Regions from separate parts of the Homo sapiens genome. Here region 1 is linked to region 2. The links are chromatin contacts, found by Hi-C or POLR2A ChIA-PET in ENCODE. All regions are on one chromosome and are shown on one strand. The core of a region is the stretch at or near the end of the contact, and the rest is flanking DNA. Distances in the headings are between cores, read along the strand shown.

Region 1 (3,269 bases), core at 296-2,795, 540 kb after region 2:
GAAACTTTGATTTGTGATTCATTATCTCTGCAGTGATCCAGGGCAGGCTGGAATGTAAGGACAAAATCCCATTTGCCCAGAACCCAGAACGATAACAGCTTTGGGTTTGGGAATAGAAGATCACTGGCCAAGTATGTCTGTCAAATGGTAAATTCAATCAAAACATTCACACTGAGATATATGTGTGATGTATCACATACAACATCTAGGGACATCGGCCTTTCTCTGCTGAGAGGTGTGTTTTTTTGTTTTGTTTTGTTTCTTTGCTTGTGAGAGACTTTGAGAGTTACTATGGTTTTCTAGTTTAACTAAATAACAGTTTTTGTGAGCCCAGAATTGCACAGAACTATGGGTATCTCAGACTATAGAAATACAACCTATTTCCGCCGGGCGCGGTGGCTCACGCCTGTAATCCCAGCACTTTTGGAGGCCGAGGTGGGCGGATCAGAAGGTCAGGAGATCAAGACCATCCTGATGAGAGGTGACAGCGTGCTGGCGGCCCTCGCTTGCTCTCAGCGCCTCCTCGGCCTCAGTGCCCACTGTGGCTGCACTTGAGGAGCCCTTCAGCCTGCCACTGCCCTGTGGGAGCCCGTCTCTGTGCTGGCGGAGGCCGGAGCCAGCTCCCTCTGCTTGCGGGAAGGTGTGGAGAGAGAAGTGTGGGCGGGAACCGGGGCTGCGTGTGGTGCTTGCAGGCCAGTGCGAGTTCCAGGTGGGCACGGGCTCAGCGGGCCCCACACTCGGAGCAGCCGGCTGGTGCCACCCGGCCCTGGGCAGTGAGGGGCTTAGCACCCGGGCCAGCAGCTGCGGAGGGTGGGCCGGGTCCCCCAGCACTGCCGGCCCACCCGTGCTGCACTTGAATTTTCACCAGGCCTCAGCCACCTCCCCACGGGGCAGAGCTCGTGACCTGCAGCCTGCCATGCCCGAGCCATACCCGAGCCCTGCCCCCCCGCCCCCCCACCCCCCACCCCGTGGCCACCCCCTGCTCCAATGGCGCCTGGTCCCGTCGACCACCCAAGGGCTGAGGAGTGCGGGCACACGGCACAGGACTGGCGGGCAGCTCCGCCCATGGCCCAGGCACGGGATCCACTAGGCAAAGCCAGCTGGGCTCCTGAGTCCAGTGGGGACTTGGAGAACTTTTATGTCTAGCTGGAGGATTGTAAATGCACCAATCAGCACTCTGTGTCTAGCTAAAGGTTTGTAAACGCACCAATCAGTGCTCTGTGTCTAGCTAATCTAGTGGGGACTTGGAGAACTTTTGTGTCTAGCTAAAGGATTGTAAATGCACCAATCAGCACTCTGTGTCTAGCTCAAGGTTTGTAAACACACCAATCAGCACCCTGTCAAAACGGACCAATCAGCTCTCTGTAAAATGGGCCAATCAGCAAGATATAGGTAGGGTCAGATAAGGGAATAAAATAAGGCTGCCTGAGCCAGCAGGACAACCCGGGTCCTCTTCCACAATGTGGAAGTTTTGTTCTTTCTCTCTTAGCAATAAATCTTGCTGCTACTCACTCTTTGGGTTGGTGCCAGCTTTTATGAGTTGTAACACTCACTGCGAAGGTATGCAGCTTCCTTCCTGAGGCCAGCCAGACCACGAACCCACCGGGAGGAATGAACAATTCTGGACGGGAGGAACGAACAACTCCAGACACGTCGCCTTAAGAGCTGTAGCACTCACCGCAAAGGTCTGCAGCTTCACTCCTGAAGCCAGCGAGACCACGAACCCTCCAGAAGGAAGAAACTCCGAACACGTCCGAACATCAGAGGAACAAACTCCGGACACACCACCTTTAAGAACTGTAACACTCACTGCAAGGGTCCGCAGCTTCATTCTTGAAGTCATTGAGACCAAGAACCCACCAATTCCACACACACTGGTTAACATGGTGAAACCCAGTCTCTACTAAAAAATACAAAAACTTCGCCGGGCATGGTGACGGGCGCCTGTAGTCCCAGCTACTCAGGAGGCTGAGGCAGGAAAATGGCGTGAACCCGGGAGGCGGAGCTTGCAGTGAGCCCAGATCGCGCCGCTGCACTCCAGCCTGGGCAACAGAGTGAGACTCCATCTCAAAAAAAAAAAAAAAATACAGCCTATTTCTACACCATGAATATTCTGAGTACTTTAGTAGGTGATATGCTGACATCCCAAATCAATGTAAAATCGCAAGTCTATGTAAAATATCCCAAATCTATGTAAAATCCCAACTCTATGTAGCCTCCATAAATATGGACATGAACAGTAACAACTCATATATGTTGAGGCTTTTCTCAAGTGTGTCAGGCACCGTTCTAAGCATGTTACATGTGGCAACAGGCTGATTTCTCACAGCCTGTAAGGTAGATATTTTTCTCTCCATTTTTCACGAGAAAACGGAGGCACCAGGTGGGGTAAGCAATTTGCCAAGGGTGCAGTTAGAAAGTGGTGGAGGCAGAATGAGAACCCAGCCCGGCTAGCTTCAGAGCCTGTACTCCTAATGACTGTTTTGTGAATGATTTAAGTTTGAACTACTAGGCCCAGAAAGGTTGCATAGTTTTCCTTGAAGTTGCTCTGGCACCCATGATTTCTGGGCAATAGGGGAAACTCTCTAATTCAGATTCAGTTTGGAGGCTTGCTTGCTTGCTTTCTTCCTTTCCTCCTTTCTTTCTTTTTCTTTTCTTTCTCTTTCTTTCCCTCTTTTCTTTTCTTTCTTTTCTGTCTCTTGCTTTCTTTCTCTTTCTTTCTGTCTGTCTGTCTTTCTGTTTTGCTCTTGTTGCCCAGGCTGGAGTGCAAGGGTGCTATTTCGGCTCACTGCAACCTTTGCCTCCTGGGTTCAAGCGATTCTCCTGCCTCAGCCTCCTGAGTAGCTGGGATTACAGGCACGCATCACCATGCCCGGCTAATTTTGTACTTTTAGTAGAGACGGGGTTTCTCCATGTTGGTCAGGCTGGTCTCAAACTTCTGACCTCAGGTGATCTGCCCGCCTTGGCCTCCTAAAATGCTGGGATCACAGGTGTGAGCCACTGCGCCTGGCCTGGAAGTTATTTTTCTTTATAAAGCAGATGACTTGTGGTCCTAGAACTTTGGGAGGCCGAGGCAGGCGGATCACAAGGTCAGCAGATCGAGACCATCCTGACTAACACGGTGAAACCCCGTCTCTACTAAAGATACAAAAAATTAGCCGGGCATGGTGGTGGGCGCCTGTGGTCCAGGCTACTCGGGAGGCTGAGGCAGGAGAATGGCGTGAACCCGGGAGGCGGAGCTTGCAGTGAGCGGAGATCGCGCCACTACA
Region 2 (3,057 bases), core at 357-2,856:
TTTTTTATCCCTTCAGGTTTAAATCCAAAGTTGAAATAATACACCTAAAATAAGTATCTTACATTCAGAAAGGTTGTGAATATGGTCAAGGCTGGCTACCTAGTTTATGGGCCAGTGCAAAATAAAAATGTGGTCCTCTTACCCAAAAAACAAGAAAAGAGTTATTAAAGGGACTAAAAAGAAAAAAAGTTTTTCTTTAAGAATACTTTATATGTAAGATATAATAGAGATGATAGTGATAGATGAATAATAATATAAACTAATAAATTCCAAACATAATATTTTTGATGTCATAATTTTATATTATAATATCATTATGTGATATCTTGTGTTGTAAGCCTTTTCTGCAAATACATTTGTTTAGTCATCAAAGTTTATAGTTTTAGCAACTTGGCTTTCAGTGGATATAATTGAAAGTGATAGTCACTCCTGGCAAATGCAAGGTGGCAAATAATTTTTGATAATTTTTTACTTGGAGAAGGATCTTTCTGCTGATGCAGTCTTACATAGCTTTATGGACTATGACAACATCTGGATAAATTTTTTTTATTATTATTATACTTTAAGTTCTAAGGTACATGTGCACAACGTGCAGGTTTGTTACATATGTATACATGTGCCATGTTGGTGTGCTGCACCCATTAACTTGTCATTTACATTAGGTATATCTCCTAATGCTATCCCTCCCCCATCCCCCTACCCCACGACAGGCGCCGGTGTGTGATGTTCCCCACCCTGTGTCCAAGTGGGGACATTGTTCAGTGCCCACCTATGAGTGAGAACATGCGGTGTTTGGTTTTCTGTCCTTGCGATAGTTTGCTCAGAATGATGGTTATGGATAAATTTTTGATAAACTTTCAAGATGTAAATTTTAGTACATCTGGATCAGATGATTCTTGTTAAACAGTTTTTTAAAAGATTTAATTCTTCACACAAATCCATTTTGAGTAAGTCTGAATTTAATTTTAGATGTAAATTTATACAAGCTTATTTTAATATTTCTTCTGACATTTCCTGTAACTTGTGGAGATCTTACAAGAAACTAAAAATGTTCTCATGAGTTATATATAATTCAAAAAGCCTGTTTATGCATTCTATCACTGTGTCCTCAATTACAAGGAAAAATTAATTTTAAAATGGCCTTCCTCTTTAATAATTTGTTCATCTGAAGCTTCATATGAAAACAGTGTATTTTTTTGTCCAGTATAACAATCTTTACATTCAATTTCTATTTCTATGCCTATGAATATTTACTTTGCAGTGTTGCAGCAGTTTTCAAAAACAGAGACTAAACTCTCTGCAGAATTATAATAACTCCCTGATATTCTTTATTGCAATGTCCCCATGTAGGCTTTTACTTTGTGATAATTTACTGTCCTGGTGCTCAGGTCATAGAGTTAAATATCTGTGCAGACTCTATAGGGACAGGCTCCGGTGACTGATGGGCAAACTGGCCTCCCACCCTGGTTCCTGGAGCTACCAGAGTCCCTCCTCTCTCCTCTCCCCTATCACCCACAACCATGGCTACTGCAGCTTCTGTTGTCACCACAGTCACAGCCATTAGTGTGGGTCCAAGACCTGGCAGTGCCGCTTTAGAGTCTTCTAACACCGTGTCCTGCCCCAGGCTTATGGGTATGTGCCTGACTGCCGGGCCAGTTGCTCGGTGTCTGGGCTGCAAGCCCTGGGTTCTGAGTTCATCCGTGCCCTCCCCATCATAAGGGTCATGGCTCCTGTAACAAATACAGGTTAACAAGAGAGAAACATAACAATTTTATTTAGTCAAAGTTTCACATGACATGGAGCCTTCAGACATGAAGATTGAGGGACCCAAGGAAAACTGTATTTTTATGCTTAAGTTCAACACAGAATGGACTGCCATGTAGAAATGTGATTGGACAAAGAAATATGATCTAATGGTAATAGACTTAAGCAGGAAAACCCAGCAGGACCTGTCTTGTCGGAATTCTTTTTGACCTCTCTGTATGGCATTCCTTCCTCCCAGGTAGAGGGTAAGACCCCTCCGAAATGGGAGGGTCTTATGATCTATTTTCAGGCAAGGTAGGTCAGAGAAATTATTTGTGACCAGCACTTACAAAGGTGGGAGAAAGTTAGAATAGTATTTCTATAATAGGTTTTACAGTTAGCTTTGGGGAAAAAAGAGGCTCATGTTTTTTTGATTTACCTTGGGGAACAGGAATCTTAGTTTCTATGCCTTTGGGGAGAAAGAGGAGTAGGAGAAGGAAGGGCAGAATAAGGTCAGAAAAGCAAGGTCTTGCTTTTGAGCCCCTGTCCTTCAGTTCAAAGTACTCAGCATACCAAAGTGTCATACTTTGGGGTATCCTTTTCTGAGCTTCATTGTCTCATTAGACTTCATCCGAACACATGCTTCATTGTCCCATTAAACTTCACTTACAGCACAAAAGTCCAAAGATAAAATTATTTAAAATTCAAAATGGTAATCACAGAACATTAAATGAAGCCTGGGGCCCTTGTGAGAGGGGGGACGCTGTGCGTGTGGGGTCGCATGCCCATGCAGCCAGCCCTTAATAGAGTACTGCTGAACACCGAGAACATGAGTGTGGCAGACGTTTTGAATTGATTACTGTGCCCGTGAAGATCCCTTTTTTTTTGAGACGGGAATCTCACTCTGTCACCAGGCTGGAGTGCAATGGTGCAATCTCAGCTCACTGCAACCTCTGCTTCCCGGGTTCAAGCGGTTCCCCTGCCTCAGCCTCCTGAGTACCTGGGATTACAGGCGTGTGCCACCATGCCCAGCTAATTTTTGTATTTTTAGTAGAGACGGAGTTTCACCATGTTGGCCAGGATGGTCTCGATCTCTTGACCTCGTGATCCTCCCACCTCGGCCTCCCAAAGTGCTGGGATTACAGGCGTGAGCCACTGCACCCGGCCTAAGATCCCTTCATTTAAAGGATTTGTAGTTGATCTCTCCCTTTTGGCAGATATGTGGTTGGGAAAATTAGTTTTTTATGCTAGAGACAGGAGAATAGTGGGTACCAAACACTATGATTGCTTCTGGCTTTGACAGAAAATTCATGG

What was found. A loop is a pair of places that touch in the nucleus more often than their neighbours do. ChIA-PET counts read pairs that join two places held with the same protein, here RNA polymerase II (POLR2A). Pooled maps may share reads with other maps.
Region 1: a loop to region 2 is called in a map of PC-3, with 4 times the contacts of the local background. The contact joins two enhancer-like sites. A Hi-C loop is called at or near these places in 2 of 168 maps with a recorded cell type or tissue (PC-3 and chondrocyte), 7 of 37 single-sample maps with no recorded cell type and 10 of 50 pooled maps. POLR2A ChIA-PET finds 5 or more read pairs at or near these places in 1 of 52 experiments (H1).

The regions. Positions count from the first base shown.
Region 1 is chr4:159,389,311-159,392,579 of GRCh38, forward strand. No RefSeq gene overlaps it. Among named protein-coding and RNA genes, the nearest start is that of MIR3688-1, 260 kb to the left of the region's middle. RefSeq lists a silencer at 1,413-1,613. Within about 2 kb of position 1,546, at least 3 of the 41 ENCODE cell types and tissues checked have a DNase peak (open chromatin) inside an H3K27ac peak, as active enhancers do.
Region 2 is chr4:158,852,836-158,855,892 of GRCh38, forward strand. The region is part of intron 8 of FNIP2 (folliculin interacting protein 2); the gene reads left to right. Among named protein-coding and RNA genes, the nearest start is that of FNIP2, 85 kb to the left of the region's middle. Within about 2 kb of position 1,607, at least 2 of the 41 ENCODE cell types and tissues checked have a DNase peak (open chromatin) inside an H3K27ac peak, as active enhancers do.